2 separate regions of the Homo sapiens genome follow, and region 2 is linked to region 1. Evidence: read pairs that join two places in POLR2A ChIA-PET (ENCODE). Cell type or tissue: A673. All regions are shown on one strand. Links, peaks and the distances in the headings refer to the core of each region. The heading gives the core; the rest is flanking DNA. Region 1 has its middle 17 kb from the start of ACYP2. Region 2 overlaps SPTBN1 (spectrin beta, non-erythrocytic 1).

Region 1 (2,916 bases), core at 216-2,715:
TTCATTTATTATTTTTTACAATTTTGGAATAAATTCACAAACTACAGAAGACTAAATTGTGATTACAGAAAAGAGTATGTGATACACCTGGAAGACTTAAATTTGCATTTAACAGAAGTAAAAGAGAAGAACAGGGAAATGCAAATTAAAACCACAAGGAGATACCGCCTCACACCTGTTAGAATGGCTGTGATGAAAAAGATAAACGATAGTGTTGGCGAGGGTGTGGAGAAAAGGGAACATTGCGCATTGTTGGTGGGAGTGTACATTAGTATAACCATTATGGAAAACTGTATGTAGGTTTCTCAAGCAATTAAAAATAGAACTGCCACATTATCCAGCAATTCCTGGATACGTATCCTAAGGATATAAAATCAGTATGTTGAAGAGATATCTGCATTCCCAAGTTCACTGCAACATTTTCACAGTAGTCAAGATATGGAGCTAAAAAAAATAAATAAAAGATATGGACCTGAGTGTCCATCAGTGGATGAATGGATAAAAAAAAAATTGCTTTATAAACATAATGGAACAGTGTTAACAAAGAAGGAAATCCTGTGATTCGTGACAACATGGATGAATCTGAGGACATCGTGTTGCACAAAATAAGCCAGGCACAGAAAGACAAATATCGCATGATCTCACCCATATGTGGAATCTAAAAACACTGATCTCATAGAAGCAGAGAGTAGAATGGTGGGGACCAGGGTCTGGGGGTGGGAGTGGAGACTGGGGAGACGCTGGTCAAAGGACAAGAAATTTTAGCTAGACAGAAGAAATGAGTTCAAAAGATCTACGGTATAGCATGGTGACTATAGTTAATAACAACATGTTGTATACTTGGAAAATTGCTAAGAGAGTAGATTCGAAGTGTTCTCACCACACAAAAGTAAGTATTTGAGGTAATGCATACGTTAATTAGCTTGATTTGGCCATTCTGCAACATATACATATTTCAAAACATATTTGTACACCATAAATGTATACAATTTTTATTTGCCAATTAAAAAATAAACAAGAAACAGTTAAAAAGAAAAAAGGAACAGCAGGTGAAGGGAACCATCCAAGCACAAACATCCTCAACTCTTGGTTGATGGAACACCAAATAGAGGTTCTAAGATATTGTCTGCAATCAGCTGGGCACAGTGGCTCATACCTGTAATCCCAGTGCTTTGGGAGGCTGAGACAGGAAGATCTGTTGAGCTCAGGAGTTTGAGACCAAGCCTGGGCAACATAGCAAGACCTCATCTCTACAAAAATTTTAAAAATTAACCTAGTGTATTGGTGCATGCCTGTAGTTCCAGCTACTCAGAAGGCTGAGGCAGAAGAATCACTTGAGCCTGGGAGATTGAGGCTGCAGTGAGCTATGATCACATCACTGCACTCCAGCCTGGTGACAGAGTGAGACCCTGTCTTTAGAAAAAAAAAAAAAAAAAGGGACATTGTCTGAAATCAGAGAGGACCAGCACAGTAGCAGAGGTTAGTGACCAAATTATGTTGGGAGAAGGGAGGCAGGACAAGCAAGCTAAATTTGCATCCATCTTGGTATCTAAATCAAGTAACAACATATTTGGAGATATCAAGCTAATCACAAAAAGAACTAAAAGCAGAAACTGTTCAAAGAAGTTGCCTCGGGAGAACAAGTTAAAGGACACTATGAGAAAGCAATCAGTCAAATCCAGAATATAGGACATTCCATGGGACAACTGCCCTCGTTTCTCTAATGAATCAATGGCAGGGAGAGGAAATGAGTTATAGAAAAAAGGACATTCAGGAGACAATGAAACAATCAAATTCAACGTGGGCCCTTCATTGGGGGATCCTTTGTTAGAACTTTGAGACAATCAGAAAAATTTAATAATGAACTGGATATAAGATGATGTTAAGAAATTGTGGCCAGGTGCAGTGGCTCATGCCTATAATCTCAGCACTTTGGGAGGCTGAGGCAGGTGGATCTCCTAAGGTCAGGAGCTCAAGACCAGCCTGGCCAACATGGCAAAACCCTGACTCTACTAAAAATAATTTTTAAAAAATTAGCCAGTCATGATAGCACGTGCCTATAATACCAGCTACTGGGGAGGCTGAGGCAGGAGAATTGCTTGAACCTGGGAAGTGGAGATTGCAGTGAGCTAAGATCACACCACTGCACTCCAGCCTGGGTGACAGAGGGAGACTCCACCTCAAAAAAAAAAAAAAAGGAAGGAAGGAGAGAAAGAAACAAGGGAAGGAGGGGGAGGAAGAAAGAAGAAAGAAAGGAAGGAAGGAGGGAGGGAGGGGAGAGAGAGAGAGAGAAAGAGAAAGAAAGAAAGAAGAAAATAAAAGAAATTGTTAATTCATTAGGTATAATAATAGCATGGTGGTTAGAGTTAAAAATATCTTTTGCAGTTATAGATACAGGGAAGCATTTCTAGCTAAAATAACATGACGTCTCAGATTTGCTTTAAAATGCTCCAAAACCACCCCTTCCTCCCCCGAGAATAAAGAGGGACAGAGAAACAAGGCTGGCCAAATGTTGCAAATTGTGGAAGCTGTGTAATAGATTCCTAGGGTTCACCATACCTTTCCCTCCTTTCATGTATGCTTGAAAATTTCCAAAATATTATAACAGTGTGAGAACAAAAATTAGATTTAAAAAATCCAAAATAATACACTGTTGTTGTGTTGTTATTGTCATTTTTTGTAACCAGGTGCCTCTGAGGAATGGGATAGGATTTGGGGAACAGTGGTGCTGGCAAGCTTTTCATAGTTTTCATTTATTCAATGAATACTTACTGAGTCCTGCAATGCATGAGACACTGTGTAGACACTTTAGGGAAATGAAGAGAACAGATCAAAGTCCCTGTCCTCATGGAGCTCACATTCCCATCAGGGGAAAGAGACAACAAACCATAGACATAGTAAGTTATAATATGTAGA
Region 2 (2,916 bases), core at 89-2,588, 380 kb before region 1:
AAATGGCAAAATAAAAGTGTGAAATGTAATTAAAAATAGCAGATGAGTACTAACAAAAAGTCTAAAATTTACTGACAATGGGAAAGGAAGGAGAGCAGGCCTCTTCTGGCAGTCAAGAGCAGGACTGAAGTGAATGAGAGGAAAATAAACACAATTCCCAAGCATATAAAAGTCCTAGGAGGGCCCCGATAATTTATTTCTCAGAGAAAGGCAGTTAATACCGTGCAGTTATCACTTGCCAACAGACATATTTGGTTTTGTTTTGTTGTTGAGACAGGGTCTCACTCTGTCCCCCAGGATGGAGTGCAGTGGTGCAATCACAGCTCACTGCAACCTCTGCCTCCTGAGCTCAAGTAATCCTCCAACCTCAGCCTCCCAAGGCACAGGCACATACCACCATGCCCAGCCAATTTTTGTATTTTTTGCAGAGACAGAGTTTCACCATGTTTCCCAGGCTGGTCTCGAACCCCTGGGCTCAGGTGATCTGACTGCCTCAGCCCCCCAAAGTGCTAGAATTACAGGCATGAGCTACCATGCCCAGCCCCAATACAGATATTTGGATACAACCCCGTCAAGAACACTAACCTGACCAGCGGAACAAAGCAAGAAGGCAATAAGGTCTGCAACAGGCACTTAAACTTCACCCTGGTTTAACAGCAGACAATGACAAAACAGGAGAAACTCTTTGAAATGACTCACAGGCCCTGTGAAGCCACTGGGGGTCACACCCCTAAATCACCCAAGTGCCTTTGATCCATGCATTCTCAGAGCTCTTCCTACCCACTTCCTGTGCCCAGGAACACTTGGCATTTTCTTTATAGTGGGCTCACAGAAAGCAACAGAAATCTGCTCCTGGGGAGGTGCTAATGTCCAGCGAAATGCAGGAGACAGGAAGGCACAGCAAAGAGCCTGGATGGTACAGACCAGACTGCGGGCTTCCAGACAGCCTCTCCACGTGAGGGTTTCTCACGCCTGCAGGAGGAACAATCTCCAAAAAGGTCCTGCTGAGGGAAGCAACGGGTAGAAAATCCGCATCCTTTGGTATACACTTCATGTTTCCTCTAACCCCTCGCTTTTCCGTGACCCTACCTTCCTTGGATCTTATGTGCTATGTCTGAACAAACATGGAACATAATTGATTCCATTCTTAACCCCGTGGTGCCCAGTGCTCCAAGAACATGGGGGCCCATAATGGGAGTTTATTTCACGGGAAATATGTGCTAGCACTGTCCTTGTTTCCCACACACTAGAGATGAGCCAGCAGAGGCAAACTATTGAGGCAGGTCTTTCTCCAGCAGAAGAGATAAAAATCTCCTCTCACCTAGTTTAACCCCAATACTCAGGCTTCGGTTCCCTTCCAGGGCATTCCTCGGCTCTGAAAGAATAAAGCTGCATTCTCTCTTCCCTGGCCCGGCCTCCTCAGGGTCACATTTGCCTGCCCCCAGTCCTCACCACACCCCTTCGGGCCAGCCTGCTTTAAACGGGGCCTTTCTGTAAGATGTGACACATAATCCATTGCACCAACTGCTGTGGGGCTTCTGGTGCCAAAAGACCATTGAGAAAAAGGCTGCTTAAAAAAGTATGGAGTGACTCAGTACTGCCAAGTCCTGTGGGATTACTTATTCCAAGCCTGTCCTTCCTGTGTCAGGCTTCTTAAATGTTCATGCTCCTCCCATGTTTTGTTGACACCCTAGATCTAGGCTGCCCAATGAAACTGTCTGCTGTGATGGAAATGTTCTATATCTATACTATCCAACAGGGCAGCCATGAGCCATGTGTGGCTACTGAGCATTCGAAATGTGGCTAGTGTGACTGAGGAAATGAAGTTTCAGTTTACTTCATTTTAATTCACATAAACATAAGTAACTTCCTGGTGCTCATGGCTCCCTACTGGACAGCACAGGCCAGAGACATAATTTTGAGGGGAGGCCAGAGGATAGCATGCATACTTGGCTTATGTTACAATCACCTGAGGACCTCTTGCAAGTCCTGGTGCCCATTCTGTATCCCAGACAATTCAATCAGATTCTCTGGAAGTGGGACCCAGACATCTGCATTTTTTCTCTAATTGTTTCTAATTTTTTCTTTTTTTTTTTTTCCTGCTGTAGAGATGAGGTCTTGCTATGTTGCCCAAGCTGGTCTTGAACTTCTGGACTCAAGTGATCCTCCCTCCTCAGCCTCCCAAAGCAATGGAATTTCAGGCATGAGCCACCATGCCCGGCTGACACCTGCATTTTTTTAAGTCTCCTCAGGGGATGCCAATGCGCTGCCAAGATTGAGGATCAGTGCTCCAAAATGTGAAAATGTCTACCATTAATAGTCAATCCCTATCCGACCAGGCACTTCAAACACCAAAAACTAAGCCATGTAAATAATGAGGCCAAATATCCCACTCATCATGCAATCCTGTGGTACTATGCCACACCTCAGGCTCATCAATAGCAAAACCATGTCCAAAAAATGGGCTGCTTTATAAAGGAAGCCATGCGGAGGAAAAGAGACAGCTCAGAAAAGAAGGTAAAAGGAGGAAGCAAAGAGGTTTTACAAATAACTGTCAGTATATAAAGCCTGGCTAGTATCAATCTTTATATACAAATAATTCATTTTCTGGAAAGTTACCAGTTAACAATAAAACACACCTCCAAATCTAGTACTCCGAACAAACAGCTTTAATTGGATTCCTTCCCTTGGCTAACCCATCCACACACTCTCTGCGCCTAACAGTAAGCTCTTACCACTATGCATTTTTCTTCAAAAGATTATCTGAAACCTGTGCTTTTTCACTGGGGACATTAAACTCTTTAAATGGCAGCAATTAAAAAGCCGGTATTGGTCCAAAATCCATTTGCTCTGGCTCACTCTTGTCCAGCAGGCACAAATCTCAACCTTTACTTGCCATTACTAATTTCACCAAGT

The links. Peaks named below come from ENCODE experiments on the same cell type or tissue, not always from the same donor. Only the 100,000 strongest peaks of a DNase experiment are listed, where the experiment ranks them.
Region 2: POLR2A ChIA-PET joins it to region 1 with 10 read pairs; 3 of 35 experiments call an interaction of 5 or more read pairs at or near these places.

What each region holds. Positions count from the first base shown.
Region 1 is chr2:54,097,247-54,100,162 of GRCh38, reverse strand. It overlaps a transcript of ACYP2 not described here. Among named protein-coding and RNA genes, the nearest start is that of ACYP2, 17 kb to the left of the region's middle. In A673, for the core only: no CTCF peak of the experiment used is centred there; no DNase peak of the experiment used is centred there.
Region 2 is chr2:54,481,540-54,484,455 of GRCh38, reverse strand. The region is part of intron 1 of SPTBN1 (spectrin beta, non-erythrocytic 1); the gene reads right to left. It also overlaps the pseudogene C9orf85P1. Among named protein-coding and RNA genes, the nearest start is that of SPTBN1, 27 kb to the right of the region's middle. RefSeq lists an enhancer at 1-58. In A673, for the core only: no CTCF peak of the experiment used is centred there; a DNase peak (open chromatin) is centred at 1,605; H3K27ac peaks cover 1,473 bases.